Regions from separate parts of the Homo sapiens genome. Here region 2 is linked to region 1. A link is a contact called in ENCODE Hi-C or POLR2A ChIA-PET data. All regions are on one chromosome and are shown on one strand. The core of a region is the stretch at or near the end of the contact, and the rest is flanking DNA. Distances in the headings are between cores, read along the strand shown. Region 1 holds the start of TNRC6C (trinucleotide repeat containing adaptor 6C). Region 2 overlaps LOC107985079 (a long non-coding RNA gene).

The links. Hi-C counts contacts between places; a loop is a spot of excess contacts on that map. ChIA-PET counts read pairs that join two places held with the same protein, here RNA polymerase II (POLR2A). Pooled maps may share reads with other maps.
Region 2: a loop to region 1 is called in a pooled map of heart left ventricle, with 2.1 times the contacts of the local background. The contact joins the enhancer-like site here to the promoter of TNRC6C in region 1. A Hi-C loop is called at or near these places in 6 of 168 maps with a recorded cell type or tissue (CD4-positive, alpha-beta T cell, CD4-positive, alpha-beta memory T cell, CD8-positive, alpha-beta T cell and 1 more), 6 of 37 single-sample maps with no recorded cell type and 15 of 50 pooled maps. POLR2A ChIA-PET finds 5 or more read pairs at or near these places in 26 of 52 experiments (A673, AG04450, BJ and 18 more).

What each region holds. Positions count from the first base shown.
Region 1 is chr17:77,956,909-77,960,675 of GRCh38, reverse strand. It overlaps TNRC6C (trinucleotide repeat containing adaptor 6C), which reads right to left and starts at 1,973. Exons shown (of 23, transcript NM_001142640.2): 1 at 1,408-1,973. RefSeq lists enhancers at 1,038-1,596, 1,597-2,156 and silencers at 1,829-2,288, 2,309-2,358.
Region 2 is chr17:77,674,368-77,678,278 of GRCh38, reverse strand. It overlaps LOC107985079 (a long non-coding RNA gene), which reads right to left. Exons shown (of 2, transcript XR_001753032.2): 2 at 1-976. Among named protein-coding and RNA genes, the nearest start is that of LINC01987, 52 kb to the left of the region's middle. Within about 2 kb of position 1,923, at least 2 of the 41 ENCODE cell types and tissues checked have a DNase peak (open chromatin) inside an H3K27ac peak, as active enhancers do.

The DNA.
Region 1 (3,767 bases), core at 724-3,223:
CAAGTTCATCTGGCCTGGGGCTAAGTTTTATCATTTATTCTTTCATACAGTACTGAAGGAAATCCGGAATCTATGAATATCATTGCCAACACCCCCTACACATTTCAAACCAGCTACCACTGTCCTCTGAAATCACTCAAGCCAGGTTTCCAGGGTCTCAACTCATTCGCATAGTTATTCAATTCCAACTGCAGGAAATCACTTGCATAAAGTAGGCCTTATGCAGGCTCAAATTACATTCAGGGACGTACGAGGCTCTCACAGCGATCACCATAAATTGGCTACCTTGTACTGGCCGAAGTACGTCAACGTGAACACCAGACACTCGAGAAAAACCGAACCTCGGCTACACAATGGATTAACCCAGTCAGAAGGCTCCAACTTGCAACTCCTTAAAGACGCTGAAGTTGGACATCTACAGAGCACCATTTTGAGTTTAGAATCCGCAGTTCACGCCTAGAAATAACCGAGCGGACCACTCAAATGGAGGTTTCATTTGGCGGAGGCAAAGGTTTGAGACAACTCCACTAATTACGTGCAGAATCACCAATACCGTCAAATGCCTTCGAATGCAATAGGTGCAGCCACGATCTAGCGGCTCCTCCTCCCCTACCTCCCGGCACAACATCCAAGCAGCAAGCCTTCATTTTTGCTAAGATCCCCAAAGCTCCGTGTAACATGCTTGCCAGTTATTTCTTCCCCAGGTTAACAGGCAGGGAACCCCCACATCCACATCTGCACATTTTCATAGCTACGAATCAATTAATTAAATCTCGTCCTCAAGGTAAAGGTGCAAAGGAGGCACCGCTTAAAGCAGAGGCGGCAACCAGGCGCTCGGGTTACGTTATCTGATAACAGGACAGATGTTGTACGGCTCGTTTTCCTCATACGCATTACTCCGCAGTCCGCAGCACCGTTAGAAAATCCACCTGATTTCAGAGCCGCAGAGCGCCCAGGGGTCCTTCTCCGCCCACCCGCAGCACGCCCCGGGTTTTTCTCTTCCCCCAAACAACGGCACCGGGCTCCTGCACCAAAACACGGCGGGTTCGCGCCTGCCATCACCAGTGCAAAATCTGCGGGGGGCTGCCCGGAAAGGACCGAATTTCACCGCTGCATGAGTTTTAAAAGGGAGGGGGCACATCCATCTTCAGCCCTCCATTCCACTCCCGTTTGATTGTGATGCACACCGGGCGTCTGCACAGCCCCGTCTCACACTAGCACACACGCGCCCCGGCCCCGGCCGCTTCCCGCCGCTCCCCTCAAACCCGGCCGGCCCGGGGCCTGGCGCCGCACGCGGGTCGCTAGGGGCCAGCGCCCGCCCCGGCTCGGCTCGGCCGAACAAAGGGCCCGCGAACCTCCCGGCAAAGTTGCGGCTGCGGCGAGGAGCGGGCGGACTGCCGCGCTCACCTGGGCTCCGTCCCCGGCGGCGGCGGCGGCTCCGCGGGGCTCCGGTGGCGCGGGCCTGGCGGCGGCGGCGGCACGAACAACCGCCCGAGGGCCTCGGGAGTGCGCGGGCGGCGGGGGCCCGCTCAGCGCCGGCGCCACGGACTCAGGTCCCGGCGCGGGCGGCGGCGGCGGCTGCGGCGGCGGCGCGGGCGAGTGGGCGGCGGCGCGTCCCGGCAGGTCCAGGTCCGGCCCCGGCAACGCCGCGACGCGTCCTCCTCCTCACGCCCGGCGGGATGCGGCTCCGGCGGGGTCCGGGTCCTAGGCGGCGGCGGCGGCGGCGGTGGCAGCTGCGGACGGCTGGGCGCGGGGCCGCTCCGCTCCCTCCGCCTCCGGCTCGGGCGGGCCCGCGGCTACTGCGACGGTGACGGCGGCGGGAGCGCGGCGGGCGCTGGGACTGCCCTGTCAGGGGGCGGCCCGGGCGGCGCTCAAGACTGCGCGGCGGCGGGGCCGGCGGCGGCGGCTACGGCTCCCGGGGCCGTCGCGCTGAGGTGCGGAGCTGCCACCGCGGCCATCTTGTTGCTCTAACTGACAAGAACCCCCCTCCCCCCGCTTCAGCCAGACGGGGCGCTCGCGCCCCCTTCCCCGCCCCGCGTTGGCCTCCAACAGGAAGTCGTCCCGGCCCCTAGCACGTGACTCCCACCGTATCTGCATACCGGAGGGCGAACTGGCCAATCGGCACTCTGCACCTGAGCTCCTCCCCCGCGCGCCCCTCCCGGCCCATTGGCTCCTCGGCCAGGCCACGCCTCCTCCTTTCCCCTTAATACCCGCCCGCGCTGTGGTTCCCTGCACCGCGCGGGGAGCGCGCCGGGGTGCGAGCGGTGCGCGCTCCGAGTGGCCGGGACGCGCGCCAGTCCTGGGAGCTTGCACTGCTCGGGGGGGTTACGTGGAGACTTGCGTGGTGTCCTTTACCGCCGCCGCCTGCCCTCCGGTCCCTGGGCGCTGTGGCTCCGCGTTAGGGTGCTGGCGGGAGGGGTGCCGATCCGGTTCTGCGCGTCCGGTGGGTTCTCCGGGCCAGCGCCCCGCGGCGCCCGGGCTTTATGCTGTAATTGCGCCCGGCGGCGCCCGGCGCCCGCACCGGCGCGCGTCTCGCCCGTGCCGTGCACACGCCCTGCACCGCCCCACTTTGCACACGCACACGCACACGAGTCCTTGGGGCCCTGGAGCATCGTGCTCGCCTCGCGCCTCCCGGCCCGCCCTTGCGCTCAGTCGCTCCCCAGGGAGCGCCCAGCTGCGAGCAAAACAAGCCTCGCTGCGAAACAGTCCCCCGGGGAGACAGCCCTTTCCCCGGAGCACAGACACCACACCTTCACCGCGCAAGCCTTCGGTCCGGGCCGAACCCGGGCGCTCCGGCGCCTACGCACCCCACGATTCCTCCCCGGTGCTCCGTACGCCGCCGTGATCCTCCATTCCACGGCTCCTCGATATCCATTATTCATTAGTGGTAGGTAAGGTCAGGCGCAATGTGCAATTCGAAAAGTCCCTTTTTAACTTTCGGTTCAAGCCAGGAGAAGATTTTGAAACCAAGAATTTTCTCCATTTTCATGCAAGGTCGCAGAAGCAGGCTAGCTTTTCCCCCATCGTTCAGTGGAGGATCAGCAGTGCTACTTGGAAGTTGGTATTGGAAGAGGCCATTCCCTGTCTACGTGTCCCTGTCTTGAAGAGGAGATAATAACACACTAGTACTTTCGCAATGCAATTTTGTTACCGCAAGTGTCATGCTTTGAAACGACTGTGGATGAAAGAGACAAATTCCCCGCTCTCGTTTCCCTTCAGGGTCCCATGAGCTCCTTTCTTCTTACTGCCATATTTTAAGCCCTCCGGTAGTCAGATTCACAACCAGCCTCTAAAGGGTCGTCAAATGTCTGTTGTATCGTGTTGTGTATTTCCCCTCCCGAGAACCCACATCCCTTAGAAGGATCTGAAGGCAGAGGGAGCTGACATGGAGGCTTCTGCCTTGTCTATTCATTTTATTTACGTTCATTTAATTCTCGACTGCAGAGAACCTACATCTTTTGTATTTCTCAAAGGTAGAGGTATTATCACATGCTCCAGAAGGGAGTGCAAAATAACATCTTCAAAATAGGCAGCGCCCACGAAGTAGACTGCTGCTACATAAATGAGGAATCCAGGTATCTGGGTGGACCAGAGTGGACCAATCATTGTGATAAGCAGAGCTTCACTTTTTGGAAAATTGAACCAAAATACATTATTTAGCATTGTCTTTGGTTCCCTTTCTTATCCCCCTCCCTCAGTTTAATCAGGCAAAAATCGTCCTCTTCTCCAATGATATTAGACTCTGAGCACCGAGAAAAGGCAGAACT
Region 2 (3,911 bases), core at 674-3,173, 280 kb after region 1:
TGATTAAAATGCAGCAGAACGAGGACTATTAGAGATAAACACAGTCTGCTCTGTGGAGCTGAAAGATGAAGTAAGACAGTGAACGAGAAGGGGTCGATACGTGTCCACTGAGGAGATGACGGGAGGCTGCCCAGACTGGAGGAAATCCCAAAACATTAACAGAGGTTCTTTTCTGCAGGAACGATTGCAAGTGCAAAGGCACAGAGGGGTGAAAAGAGAACGGGCTGAGGTTTGATGTGATTTAAGCGTGGGGGGCTGGGAGGAGAGAAGAAGATGGGGAGGGGAGGGAGAGGAGCCGGGGCCATAGACCCAGGCCGGGTTAGAGATGCGGCAGAGAAGGACGTGAACTTCTCCTGGAGATCCTGGCTGTCCACCCGGCTGCACGTTAGAATTGCCTTGGGAGTTAAATAAAAATATCCCAGTGTCCAGAGCCACCCCAGCCCCACAAGCCCAGTGCAGCAGAGCAGGCAGCGGGGCCGGAGCAGAGAGAGAGAGGTCCGAGCAGCAACGGGGCCTGATCACTGAGGATGAGGGCCGCTGGGAGGACTTTGGCTTTTTTTGGGATTTTCATCCGAGTCCGTGTTCCCAATACTCATGTCCTTGGGTGACCAGGCTCTGTTTGTTTCCACCCAGGCTCAGAGGAAACAGAGCCTGGCTGAAGGGAACGACTTCATCAGGATACTGGAGGTGTCCAGGCAAAAGTTCAAAGTCTTCATCTAGACTCTTTGCAGCAATGGAATTAGGAGAAAAGCAGAGATTCCAGAGATAGTTGGGAGGTAGGACCACCAATCAGGCCTGAGCTCTTGAAAGCAGAGAAGATGGAATTCCCAGTCCTGGTTGGTTGCAATGTCCGCTTCGTGCATGGCTCTGCAACACTGTGCACAGCTGTTATGCACATTTAAGACTCCGCAAACAATAAGCTAGCAGCAAGCGGCCCCCTGGGTCTTGGTTGTTCCCAGCATACTTGGTATCTGAGCTGTGATTGGGGTGGGGAAACAGGGAGGAGAGAGATGAAATCAAGGACCATAGTTAGTGCAACAGGCAAAAAGAAGCCTTGCCTGAGCAGGGAGATGAGAAGATTCCATCTGGGGGAGTGGGGAGCCCCCAGCCCATTAACGAAGGCCGTGGGGGATACAGGCCAGACCTGCAAGGAGGAGGGCTTGAGCCCCGGGGTCTGGAATCTTTGGGCTATTATGATATCTGTCATAAAGTGTGGCCGCCATTCCTGTCTCTCCAAGAAACAGAAGGTGACAGAGCCCCTCTCAGTGTTGGGACCCGGAAGCTCAAAAGGGGGCAAAGACATCTAGGCTGGGCAGAAACGAAGACGAGACACCTGCGTGGGGCATTCCAGCAGCGGCAGAGGAGGACGTGAACTGATGGGAATTTCCACTATCTGGGTTTAAATCCTGGCTGGAATTTCTCACTCTTTCCATTTCCATTTCATATTTCAGTTAAAAAATAATGACAAAGGCCGAGGGTTACAGAGCAGCCTCCCCCTCCTCGGTAATTACCAAATTAACACATTCTAACAGGCGCCCCCGCAGCACACTGTGATTAACGCACAAGGACAATTAGCTGTAGAGCCTTCTCCTCTCGTTTTAACCTCCTTAAACAGCCCGAGCCGCGTGCAGGGCCTCTGGGGTGAGCCTCCTCGGCAGGCACTCCCTCCCCCTCGATTTAATGGAATCTGAGACCCGGTTTAATGTACTAGGCAGTGCACAGTCCTGTCCCGCCCTCAGGGGCCTCACCCCACAGGTCAGGGAGGCAGCCTCCCCATCCAAGCAGGGGGCCGGGAAAATGAACCCCAAATTAATTTATTCAGCCAATTCATTAGGCAGGCGTTGATTGAGTGCCGGCTCTTCGCCCGGCGCGGGGCTGGGAGCCCAGGGAGATACAAGATAAAGTGGAATGCGGATGGCACATTCCTGGCGCTCGCCGTCCGGGAAAGGGAATCAGGCGGCTGGTCTAAGACACGCCAGAAAGTGGCCGATGTGAAACAGACTCCATGCTCCTGAGGAATTCCAGGAAGGGGGCACGGGGCTGGGTTCTTGCGGACGGCCCAGGGAGTGTGGCAGGTTGGTGAGGTACCCAGAAGCCAGGGCTGCAAATGCAGGAAACTGGCTGAGAGCTGAAGGGGCAGCTCAGCTCGAAATAAAGCTCAGCTCGGCTCGAAATAAAGCAGAGGATGTCAACTGTGAAATTACACCCAAAAGGCAGGAGCCTGGGCTGGGTGTGACATGGTCTGGCTTAGTGACAACGTGGCTTTGGCTGGGGTGTGCTGAGTGCTGGGGAGTGTGAAGAAGAAGATGTGGGTGGGTGGGGACCAGCTCAAGGAGGTTGCAGGGCCCACAGCGGGGAGGGGGAGGTCAGCAAATGGAGGGGCTCACCTGGGCTCCTTCATCCAGAGGCCAGTTAGAGATTAGGATGGAGCTGATGCAGAATCTCAGATGGAGGAGGGAGGAAGGAGGGAGGAGGAGCACAAGAGGTCACTCATAGGAAGGATTAGCAAAGCTTGCACCTGATTAGAGCTGAGGCCCCAAAGAAAGGCAAGTGCCAGGGTTCAGGCTAGAAGGAACAGTGTGGGGGTGTCAGCACCCATGGCTGGGAGGGGAGGAGGGCTTGGGCTTTGGGGTTGGAGCAGGAGCAATGTGGTTGGAGATGGCCGGGTGGGTCTCCACGGAGCCGCGGCAGTGGACAGGAAGGCCCGCTGGGGACACTAATGGGGAAAGAGGACAGACAGGGGCTCTTGGGTAAGGTCTGGAGACTCCAGAATTCACCCGACCTCAGGCCTCAGAGGACCACTTAGGTGGAGCCTCCACTGTCCAGCCCTCCTCAAAGTGCACCTTCAGAGCGGGGGAGTCGGAAGTCTAGAGGTTCCAGAAATGCTCCTCAGCATTCTCCTGCCCTTGGTGGCAGAACCTGGAACCAGGATGGGAGGGGAGGCGTCACCGGGAATCCTAAAGGTGGTGTCTGGCCCCCAAATGGCCCAGCTGCTGACCCCAGGGGCAATTGTTCTGTGTCACCAGTTTTCAAATCTGTTCCAAGAGAGATTTATAACTCCCGCAGCAAACTAGCCCCGTGTGGTTTCTTTCGCAATGCTAAACACTGGCTTTGGCAGCACTCAAAGGGGTAAAATAAAGAGTTAGCAAAGTGTCTGTCCACATTTCCATCTTCAGAAGATGAGGGGGAAAAACCCCATCTGCACCCAGCTCAGATCCTTTGCTCCAGTCTTGCATGGAAGGAAGCTAAGAGAGCTGTGTCTGTAAAGCAGCCGCGTTCGTGTAATCTCATGTAGTCCTCACCACCTGCAATAACGTGTGAAAAACGATGCCCATTCCGCAGACAAGAAAACCACAGATGAGACAGGTAATTTCCCAAGGTGACCTGCAGGTATGGCATCCTCAGTCGGCCGCTTTGCAAGGCAGTGGTTGTTGGCCACCCTATCAGGGGCAGTAGGATGAAGGTTTGAGGCTTCTGCAGATGTGAGGTCGAGTTTGCCTTCAGTATCTAATCAAAGCGTATCTTAAGGAAATGTATGTAGCTTCTCCATGCCATAGTCTCCTCCAGTAAAATGAAGCTCATAATAGCACCTATTCTAAAGCTTCCTTAAGAGGATTAATTGAAGTCATACAGATTCTTCAATAAATCTTAGTGCCGCCATCATCATCATCATCATCATCGTCATCATCGTCATCATCATCATCATCATCGTCGTCACCATCATCATCATCATCGTCGTCACCATCATCATCATCGTCGTCACCATCATCATCATCGTCGTCACTACCATTGTTGTCCTGACCAGGGAAAACACAGGCAGCTACAGCCCCTCTCCCTGTGCCTCCTTACCCTGATGTGTGAAAGTCATGGCTTCCTAAATTGGTTATTTCTTTTTAAGACATCTTAACCAA